Regions from separate parts of the Homo sapiens genome. Here region 2 is linked to region 1. The links are chromatin loops, found by intact Hi-C in ENCODE. Cell type or tissue: PC-9. All regions are shown on one strand. Links, peaks and the distances in the headings refer to the core of each region. The heading gives the core; the rest is flanking DNA.

Evidence for each region. A loop is a pair of places that touch in the nucleus more often than their neighbours do. Peaks named below come from ENCODE experiments on the same cell type or tissue, not always from the same donor. Only the 100,000 strongest peaks of a DNase experiment are listed, where the experiment ranks them.
Region 2: it touches region 1 in a loop (2.9-fold over the local background); 6 of 110 quality-filtered maps call a loop at or near these places.

The regions. Positions count from the first base shown.
Region 1 is chrX:149,964,847-149,970,234 of GRCh38, reverse strand. The region is part of intron 9 of EOLA2-DT (EOLA2 divergent transcript); the gene reads right to left. Among named protein-coding and RNA genes, the nearest start is that of EOLA2-DT, 29 kb to the right of the region's middle. In PC-9, for the core only: no CTCF peak of the experiment used is centred there; no DNase peak of the experiment used is centred there.
Region 2 is chrX:150,047,969-150,053,356 of GRCh38, reverse strand. No RefSeq gene overlaps it. Among named protein-coding and RNA genes, the nearest start is that of EOLA2-DT, 110 kb to the right of the region's middle. In PC-9, for the core only: a CTCF peak has its summit at 2,766 (motif pointing right); a DNase peak (open chromatin) is centred at 2,076; H3K27ac peaks cover 2,158 bases.

The DNA.
Region 1 (5,388 bases), core at 232-5,231:
GTCTTCCTGGGGCTTGTCTACTCAGGTGAGTACTGAGTACCCTGAGATTATCCTGGGGAGGTCACTCCCAGGGGCAGTTTTAAAGTTTAGTCCCACAGAGCTGAGGGGAGCCAAATTGATTTGTTTGCCCCCAGGAATTTGAGCCCAGAGCCCCGCACTGTTCTTTACCCAAAAACACTGCTATCCCTGAGTGCTTGTATCCTGTAGGCCTAGAAGGGACCATAAAACTTCCCAAAGTCCTTGGACTAGAGGTTATTGGGCCTGTTCGAGGCTCTCGCCCTCTACCATAGAGTTGCTCATTCTCTTGGGGTAAGTTCTAGTCTGAAGATTGCTTCTCAGAATCCCAAGCTCTGCAGGCTTCTATCAATAACACCATGTGACATCATTCCCAGGCCACTAAAGGAATCTGATCTCTCATTGCTCCAAAAGTGACTACTAAAGCAGGAGAGCCATCAGAAGTTATATGCCAAGAGCCAAGCGAGGAAGGGCTGGAAGCATTTCCTTTACATACAGAGCTCCCAGAAAGTATGTAAATCCACATTCACTGAAGCCGGTTCTTATCGACCATCCCTTTTGGATTCCAGCCATGTGATCGTGTCTACCTCCAAGAAATCTCAGATGGTGGTTCACTAAGTAAAGAAGGCAGGAAGAAGCATCTGAGCAGAGGGAACACATTAAAAGACAGAAGAATATTTCTGGAGTGACAAGAGACAAAGCTGAAGAAGTAGGTAGGGAGCAGTACAATATGACAGGCTAAAGAGCTTAAACTATATCCTTTAGAAAAGTAAGCAGCCACCAGAGAGACAGTAAATATTGTTGTACTTGTTCTTATTTTGATTTGTTCTTTGCAGTGAAATGGCATGACTAAATTTTCAATTTAGAAATTCACTTTGTGTCAGTAGACTGCACGAAGCGGGTTGGGGGGCATGGTAAGAGACTAGACAGAAAGGCAAGATTGAAAATCACTGAAATAGTCTAAATGAGAGATGATAAAAGCCTGGACAAAGAAGCAGCATGGGGATAAAGACAGAATATTAAAGAGAGTTTTAGAATAGTACTGACTTGGTGAATATTTGGCTTTAGGGGAGAGGGAGAAAGGAGGAATGATGGTCAGATGTATGTCCTGAGAACCCAGATGGATGGTCATGCCATTGACTGGAAATATGACAAGAGGAACAAGTTTGGGGGCAGCTAAGGTGGGGAGAGTTAAGTTTGGACATGTATCCAATTGCACATCTATTCTACAAATGTCCATCTATCCAGTTGGACATCTGTCCTACAGATAGTTTGATATATGTGTCTGAAGTTCTCAGAATATTCCAAGGCTAGAAATATTTATTTGGGAGTTATGTGTGTAAGTGATAGTTCATATCTTAAGACTACATACAAATAGCCAAGAAGGAAGGTAAACATTGATTTGTAAAAGATTGTGGACGGTTGGACACAGTGGCTCATGCCTATAATCCTAGCACTCTGGAAGGCCAAGGCAGGTGGATCATTTGAGCTCAGGAGTTCAGAAGCTCAAGACAAGCCTAGGCGACATGGTGAAACCCTTTAGCTGGGCATGGTGGTGTGCACCTATGGTACTGGCTACTCAGGAGGCTGAGGTGGGAGGATCACTTGAGCCCAGGAGGTGGAGGTTGCAGTGAGCTGAGATCTTGCAGATAGGTAATTTAAGGGGCAGATAAGAATAACCTGAAATAAAACGATCAAAGACAGGAGAACCAGAAGAGTAAGGGATCAAAAAAGTCAGAAGAGGATAGAGATCAGGAAGGAGAGAATACAAAGTAAAGAGAAAACATATGCAAAATATTATGAAAGTAATGTGGAACTTGGCAACAAACTGATTCCTTCCTATCTCATTTCTCTTACATGTAAATATGATGCCAAATTGAAAGTCTGGATGATTAGAAGAATAGTCTAATCATTAGAAGATTAGTTAATCTATGATTAACAGAAATAAGGAACACAGAGGAAGAATAAATTGATTGGGAGGAAAGATGATGAATTTCAGTTGTGACACACTGATTCTGCAATTAGGGCATTAATGGCTAAGAAACAGATGGGAAACTGCGACAATCTCAGGAGAAAGGTCAAAGTTGGAAGTAAATATTGGAAATCATCTGCACAAAGATTTTAGTGAAATCCATGAAATTCCCATGGAAAAGAATATCAAAAGTGAAGAGGCAAAGAAGATATACAAATGGTCAATAAGCACATGAAAATATGTTCAATGTCATGAGTCATTATGGAAATACAAGTCAATCATAATGAGACACCAGTTCACACCCACTACAATGGCTATAACAAAAAATACTGATAACAAGCATTGGTGAGGATATGGAGAAAACGGAACCCGTCTACACTGCTAGTGACAACGTAAAATGCCACTAGCAATGTAGGAGGCATGGCAATATAAAATGGTGCAGCCGCTTTGGAAAAGTTGTTCAGTTTTTTTTTTATTTTTTTTTTAAGAGTTAAACATTGAGTTATCATATGACTCAGCAGTTCTACTGCTGGGTATCTACTCAAGAGAAATGACAACATATATTCATATAAAAACTTCTACCAGGCCGGGCACGGTGACTCACGCCTGTAATCCCAGCACTTTGGGAGGCTGAGGCAGGTGGATCGCCTTGGTCGGGTGTTCGAGACCAGCCTGACCAACATGGAGAAACCCCGTCTCTACTAAAAATACAAAATTAGCCAGGCATGGTGACACATGCCTGTGATCCCAGCTACTTGGGAGGCTGAGGCAGGAGAATCACGGAGATTGCACTCCAGCCTGGGCAACAAGGGCAAAACTCCGTTTCAAAAAAAAAACTTCTACCAAATGTTCATAACAACATTATTTACAATAGCCAAAAGGAAGTAACTCAAGTGTCCATCAAGTGATAAATGAATAAACAAAATGTGGTATATCCATATGATGGAATATTAGCCATAAAAAGAAACTGGACTTTAGTAAAATTAAACCAAAAACCTTATGCTCTGTGAAAGGTACTGTTAAGAGAATGAAAACAGAATCCATAGAGTGTGAGAAATATTTTCAAAACACATATCTGATAAAGGATTTGTATCCACTATACAAAAAAAGAAAACAATCAATTTAAAAATGGGAAAAATATCTAAACAGACATCGCATCAAAGAAAATGTATGGATGGCAAATAAGCATGTAAAAAGATGCTCAACATCGTATGTTATCAGAGAATTGCAAATTAAAACCATGAACTACCAGTACAAACCTATCAGAATGACAAAAATCCAAACAACTTACAACACCAAATGATGGCGAGGATGTAAAGCAACAGGAACTCTTATACATTGCTGGTCAGAATGCAAAATTACAAAGCCACTTTGGAAGCCAGTTTGGCAGTTTCTTACAAAGATAAACATAGTCTATGCTCACTGGTATTTACCTAAATCAGGTGAAAACTTATGTGCCCACAAAAACCTGCACACAAATGACTGAAGCAGCTTTATCCATAATTGCCCCAAATTGGAAGTAACCAAGACGTTCTTTAAAAGGTGAAGGGATAAACTGTGGTAAATCCATACAATAGAATATTACTTAGCCATAAAAAGAAATGAGCCATTAAGCCAAAGAAAGACAGGGAAGAAGCTTACATGCATATTACTTAGTGATAGAAGCCTCTGAAAAGATTACATGCTATATTATTCCAATTATATAACATTCTGGGAAAGGCAAATCAAAAGATCAGTGGTTGGTAGGTGTTCACAGGGAGGAGGGAAAGACTGCCCTAAAAGTCCCCTGTGTTTTACCTTTTCATCAAAACTACTCTGTATGATACTGTAATGGTAGATATATGACATTAGACATTTGTCAAAACCCATAGAACTGTACAACACAAAGAATGAACCCAAATGTACGGACTTCAGTTAATCATAATGTGTCAATATCAATTCATTGATTATGACAAATATACCACACCAATGCAAGATGTTTGTGGGCAAAATTATGGTCAGGAGTGGAGAGGAGGGCAGTATAAGGGAATTCTCTGTACTATCTGCTCAATTTTCTGTAAACTTAAAACTGCTCTAAAAAGTAGTCTGTTAATCAAAAACGAAAACTTAAAAAAGAGAGAGAATAAAGTGCTGCTACATGCTACAGTATGGATGAACTCTGAAAACGTTACACTAAGTGAAAGAAGGCTGCCATAGAAGACCATACAGTGTGTGATTCCATTTATATGAAAGGTCCAGAATAGGGGAATTCTATGGAGATAGAAAGTAGATTAGTGGTTATCTAGGACAAGGGGGGGAATTAAGGGGAAATAGAGGGTGACTGCTAATGGGCATGGGGTTTCTTTCTGGGGTTTTCAAAATGTTATAAAATCTATTGTGGTGGTTGTGGTGATGGTCTAGAGCTCTGAATACACTAAAAATCACTTTAAATGGGTGACTTGTATGCATATCTCAATAAAACTGTAAAGATGGTAACGAGTTTGAAAATCTCAATAAAAAGGACAATTTTCTAGGAAAATTAGCTAACTGGAATCACAAAGAAGTAGAAAACGTGGGGAAAAATAGGGTGTTACACATTTTCCTCTGATGATTGTTACAGTGCCCAGACAGCTTTATGAGCAAGTTCTTTTTAATTTACAAAGAACAGGTAATTTCCATGCTCTAAAAGCGGTTCTCATTATAAAATAAAAGAAGGAATAAGCCCATTCATTTTATAAAATTAAAGTTATCCTGATCACAAAACCTGACGAACACCCACACAAATACACAGAGAAAGAAAACTGAAGACTAATGTCACTTAGGAATATAGATGCAAAAATCCTAAATGAAATGCCAGCAAGCCAAATCTGGCAAGACATTATGAGCAAGGAGGGATTATTTCAGGAGTGCAATTTACTATCAGGAAGTCTAGACATATAACTCATCACAACAATCAGTTGAAGGAGAAAACCTGAACAAATGACAAGAAATTAATATTTCAAATTTATTTTTTAAATCTATTAATAAACAAGGAAAAACCTATACCAAAACATAAAATTGGGCAAAAAAGAAAAAAATAGTTCAGTTTTACTTGTAATTAAATAAATGTTAATTTTAAAATATGATAATCAATTCTTTGTAGTCAAATTGGCAAAATAGTAATATCAAGAATTTGGGAAAAAAAGGATATACCAATATTCTGCCTCTAAGATAAAAATTGTTATAGGAACATTTAGTAATACCCATGAAAAGCCTTAAAAATTAACATACAGGTGAAACAACAGTTGCACGTCTAGGAATTTCTTCACAGGGAACAATCAAGGACTTGGAAAGGTGTAGTCACACACTACTTACCTCTGCATTGTTTATAGTACAGAAAAACAGAAAGTAACTGAAATGTCCAGCATTAGAAGATTCATCAA
Region 2 (5,388 bases), core at 282-5,281, 83 kb before region 1:
GTGAACTCCTGAGGTTGCCAATCTCCAATCTGTAACAATGAAGATGCTGACAAGGTCATGCACAGGGCTTCTGCCATACAGCTTAGAAAGCCTTTTACATACATGACTTGATTATTATGCCCCCTTAGTGAAAACAATTAAAAGACAAAAACAACAATAAGATGGTTTTTGGTCATGGAGATTTTCCCCAAAAGATTATTTTTCTCCACTTCAATCCATGTATATTTCCCAGATGTCCTCTGGTCTTCTGCAATTTCTACTAAGAATTTCAGCTATCCCAACAAGGATGTTCAAACATCATAGTTTCTACTAACATATGGAGCCCATATCTCTTGGCTCCAAATTCATTTCCCTTTCCACCACATCTGGCACCTATGCTGCCAAAGGGATAGGAGAAGGAAAATCAGGTTCCACAGGAGCTGGGGTGTTATTCTTAGATTTTTTCCCATCAGCCCCCAATTCAATTCCCTTTTCCTACTCAGATCCCTACAGTTGGAGCTTCCACCTAGAGGCTAAGGCTCACTCCAGTTCCCTGACCAGCCAATTCACAGGCATGAAGTCAATGCCTGGCTTCAGCCCTGGGCTGGAGCATTAGAATTAGGGTGCTCTCCCCTGTCTGGGACCCCCTAGAACAGCTGCCTGAAAGATCTGTAATGCTCCCAGATTAGAACTCTTCCCAAGCCTACCTCTTACACTGACCCATGCTTAACAGCTGGTCTTCTGCCTTAACTCCCACTCTTAAGTCCTAGAGTTGTCCTGCCTACCTTCCTACCCTCCTTGAAAACTAAACGCTAGCCTAAATGAGATATCATCTTACTTAAATCTTCCTTCAACACCTGGCACAGAGGATGGTCCTCAATACTAGACTAATGCTGGATAGATGAGTCACTCTCCCTGCCTTGTTTTTGCCCACCTTTCTCTCTGGAACTGGCACCTTGACTCAGTGGCTAGGGTGTGGCCACTGGTTAGAGGTCTTGCAGATGATGATTGCCCAACTGGCAGAAGAGCCAAGTAATACCCACATACTCCCTAAGCTGTGTGATTTTGAATAGGTTATTTAACTCCTCTGTGCCTTAGTTACCTCCTATGTAAAGTGAGGAGATAATATTGCTGCCTCACAGGATTGTTGTGAGGACCAAAAGAATTAGTGTATGCTAAATACTTACCAGTGTCCATACAAGTGTCTTCTTGTGCTATTGTAATTATTGTTATTATGTTGGTTATGCTGTATTCCTCAGCACTGACCATTTTCTAGAATATCACCGAGGCACCTAGGTCTGCGTGGAGAGTATTCTTCTCACCTTCTTGTCTGCCTTTGCCTGTAACAATGCCACTTTCCCAAGCCTGGGTCCTGGTTAGTGGCCATATCCAATACCAGGGGTCAGCCCTCTCTCCTCCCTGACTGGCCTGCTTCTGCCATTGAGGCCATGATTTCAGGTGCACGAGTCCAATGTTAGGACAAACAGCCACTTCTAAACCAAAGACCAAGTAAGCAAACCATTCTCTTTTAGGCTAGGAAGTAGGAGAAAGCATCATCAGTATGGTCTGAGAAGCAGCAGTCTTGGAGGAGTGAAGCAGACATACAAAAAGCTTGGCTGTGTCTATGGCAACTAGGTGCAGTTGTACAACCTCCCAAAGGCTAGAAAGCCCACTTCCCTTGATGGGAGGGCTGCCCTGGGAAGTGTTGGCCAACAGAACAGGGGTTGCTTTGTGGGGGATGGGGACCTGCCAGTGCAGCTCCTGACACACCAAAAGCGAATCCCAGCATCTCAGAAACTCAGCGTCACGTTCCAAAGAGAGAAAAAATGGCCTACCAAGAGCACTTGTTTATTGCTCAGAACCCTGGTGTAGCCCAGCTCTGCATATCTGCTGGCTAAGAGAATGTTTGACTAAGGGATGCACTCAGAGCTCATTTAGCCAATGAGCCTTTCTTCTACTGGTGAGAAAACTGAGGGCTTTTTCTGCCCTCTGCATGGCTTTTTAGAGGGGTTGCTCTAACCACATACCATACCATGAGCTTCACTCAAAACTCGTTGCAAACAATGCCAAGCCTTGGAAACTGTACCAAAGCACTCTCACCTTCCTGTGACTCACAGTGCTTGCTTTATTCCGCACTCACCTGACCAGTCATCTCAGTGACTGCTGATTTTGGTTCCTCAGTTTGGGCAATCCACTTGGACTTCCTCTGGCTTGTAGACTTGAAAATAAGTCTACAAGCCAGAGAAAGGCTTGAAAAATACCTGAGGGCTGTCCCTCAGGTATTTTTACTACCCTGGCTGTGCTGCCTCAGCCTGTGTCTGTAAAGAGAATCTCTCCTTCAGCCCAAGCCAGATCAGTCCCCTCATCTGCCTGCCCCCCAACAGATTTTAGATCTTGGGATTCAGACACTATGGCCCAGAAAAATAATGATAGTAACACAAGCTCCTTGTCAGAGGTGAGATATTTTGTAACCATTAAAATAAAGAACAGAAGAATGCTGGTTCAAATCTCAGCTCCAGCTCTGCAGAGCTACATGAGTCTGAACAAATTATTAAACCTCTCTGAACCTCAAATTTCCTCCTCCATAAAATGAAGACTAAATGTAATATTGTATGTACATTCCTGGAAATAGAAAGTGATCACTAAACTGTAGTTAATATTAGTAGTAGTAACAGATAATCTAATAACCTGTGCTTCTTCGCTATCTATCAAGCTGGTGCCACAGAGCAATTGTTCAGTATGTGTTGAGTGAAAAAGATGTTTCCCTATTCAACAGGCACAACCACCAGGTGGGGCAGGTAGAGAAGACTTTGGTCTCCCCAGCAATGGAGACCTGAGTCTGAATGGTTAAATGACTTGTCTCAAGTCACAATTACTGAGCAGCAGAGCTTGGATTGGGAACTTCTGTTTCTTGACTCACTGTTTGTTGTTTACTGTTTTAATTTGCCTGATCAAATTTAGGCCAGAGAGGAATTTAGAGATTATCTAGCATAATCTCATCATTTCAAGGTTAGAAAACAAGCCAGGGAAATCAAGGATGTTTCCCCTAGAGCTAAAGAGCTAGTCAGCTGGGGAGTACAGCATAGATCTCCTGACTCCAGCTTAGTGCTCTGTCAATAATGTAACAGCTTACTTTGCAAAAATCACCTCTCTGTTTGTAATTCAGCAAACACAGTCATTCTAGGTGCAGAGCTGCTATAGCTTTCTAGGAAAACACCCAAATGGTAACTGCAAAGGCCTTCTGCAATAACAGGCCCACCTTCAGTGTACCAGATTCATTCTTCATGGAAAGTGCACCTTTGGTGTGACTTGAAGGAATGTGTCAACATGAAGCCTGGTGACAACCAAGTGTGCCAACAGCCACAAGCTTCGTGGTGTGGAGTGCCATCTTTGAAGCAGACCCTACAATACCGCTGGTATGTAAAGCATGAGCTATGAGAAACAGCACCACTTGGCAGTTCCTTCTAAAGTAATAAAGACAGTTAAATGAGGCCCAAACAGCACAGGATATTATTGTTTACATGCAACCCTTATCCCATGGCTGTAGGAAATGGAGCCAAATTCCACAAGCCCTTTCATTATAAGAGTGCTCTGCAAGACAGAGGAGGCCAGCATTGCTGCTTGGTCTGCTGTTCTTTCTTGAAGTCAGCTTCATTTGAGAATGAAAAATGTTGTCCTTAGAATTCAAACTCCACAAAGGCACAATGCAGTACAGAAAGATAATGTTTTAGGATAGATTAATAATATTTATGAGATCTTTTAAATAAATTCCACTTAATTGACATGCACCAGCTCCTCCTTTCCAACAAAAATTACTTCTCAAAGAATTAATATATTAAGTTTTTACTCTGAAATAGCTCTTAAACACTCTTTCTTTTCATTGGTTTCTCTGTTTTCCTTTTTTTTAAATAAAATGCACATTTGTATTGCACAGCTTTTAAGATTTCATTTTCTTATAGAAATGATTTCTGAAACAGATATTAGAATTTGCATAAAAAAGCATTTAAGTTGTGAAATATGTTATTTATGTTTTCCTTATATACACTTTAAATTGCTTTGGAAAGAAATTTTTAAAATATATTTAAAGTGCACCTATTAACACACTAAATTGGAACTTATTTTTATTTGATAATACTGACGTCCACAAAGGCACAATGCAATAGAGAAAGATCATATTTTAGGATAGATTAATTATACGTATAAGATCTTTTAAATAAACTTCACTTAATTGACATGCACCAGCTTCTCCTCTCCTTTACAACAAAAATTAATGAGTTTATTTTCCACCATGGTCTGAGTAAGATAAAAGAGATAAAACAGTGACTTTCCTTGAGTTTAATGTTGAGAAAATATAAAATCATATATATCCAAAAAAAAAAGAATTCAAACTCCAATGTTGGGGAAATGTATTAGGTTGTTCCACTTGCAGTTAATCTGAGGATGCAAAAGTTAAATAAGCATTGTGTTTACCTCAAATGAAATACATAATAAGGAGAGGGCAGAGGTAAATAACTCATTTGTCAATGTAACTAGAAAGGGATCTCCAATAACTTCTAATTTAAAAGGTTTCGAATTTTGAAGAGTTTCTGATGGAACAGGAGAGGATGTTTCCTATAGAAGACAATCAACACCTTAGATTCTAATACCACTCTTTATTCCACCTTCGAAAAATCATCAAAACACGGTGATTATCCACTCCTATGCTATTGCACAATGGTGGCTACAGAAGCATATGATTGATGAAAGAGGCCTGACTCTATGTCCGTGGCATGCCCTGGTCAAGCACACAAATCAGGAGTACCTTGCCCTACTCCCCCAAGCACAAGCAAGTTAATAGCAGTGTTTGTGGGTAAATGCCATATCTCTTGGTTTTCTCTGCTTCTATTAGAAACAGCCATAGCCAGTCTTGGGTAAGTAGTCCGTCTTAACATGCTTGCTTGGGTCTTGGCAGTAGAGGAGAAAGGCCTTTCTGAAAGCACCATCTTCACGGCCAGTCTCCCAAAATGGTACCATTTCACAGTTGGTTTTACTCTTACTGCATTCACTTAACATATTTACTACAGGCCATGTTCTGCACTTGGCATTAGAGATAGGGAGAAGAATAAGAAAGGAAGCAATCAATTTTGTCTTGTGGAGGAATGATTGGGCTTGATACTATTTGAGCTGCTCCTGGAGGACATGAATAGTGCTTCAACAGGCATGGGGGTGGGGATGGAGTATTAATGAGAGAGAAGATGTAAGAAGGAAAGAAGCTGTCTAATGGCTCATACACTTATTTGCTTAAACAGTTCGAATCACTGGATTGTAAATGGCTGAAGCTGTTTTGTTGATGTGAATGAGTATATTCATGGAAAACGTGCTTGTTATTAAAATGACGCAATGCCTTTTTGCAAAAGACCGCATGTAGTT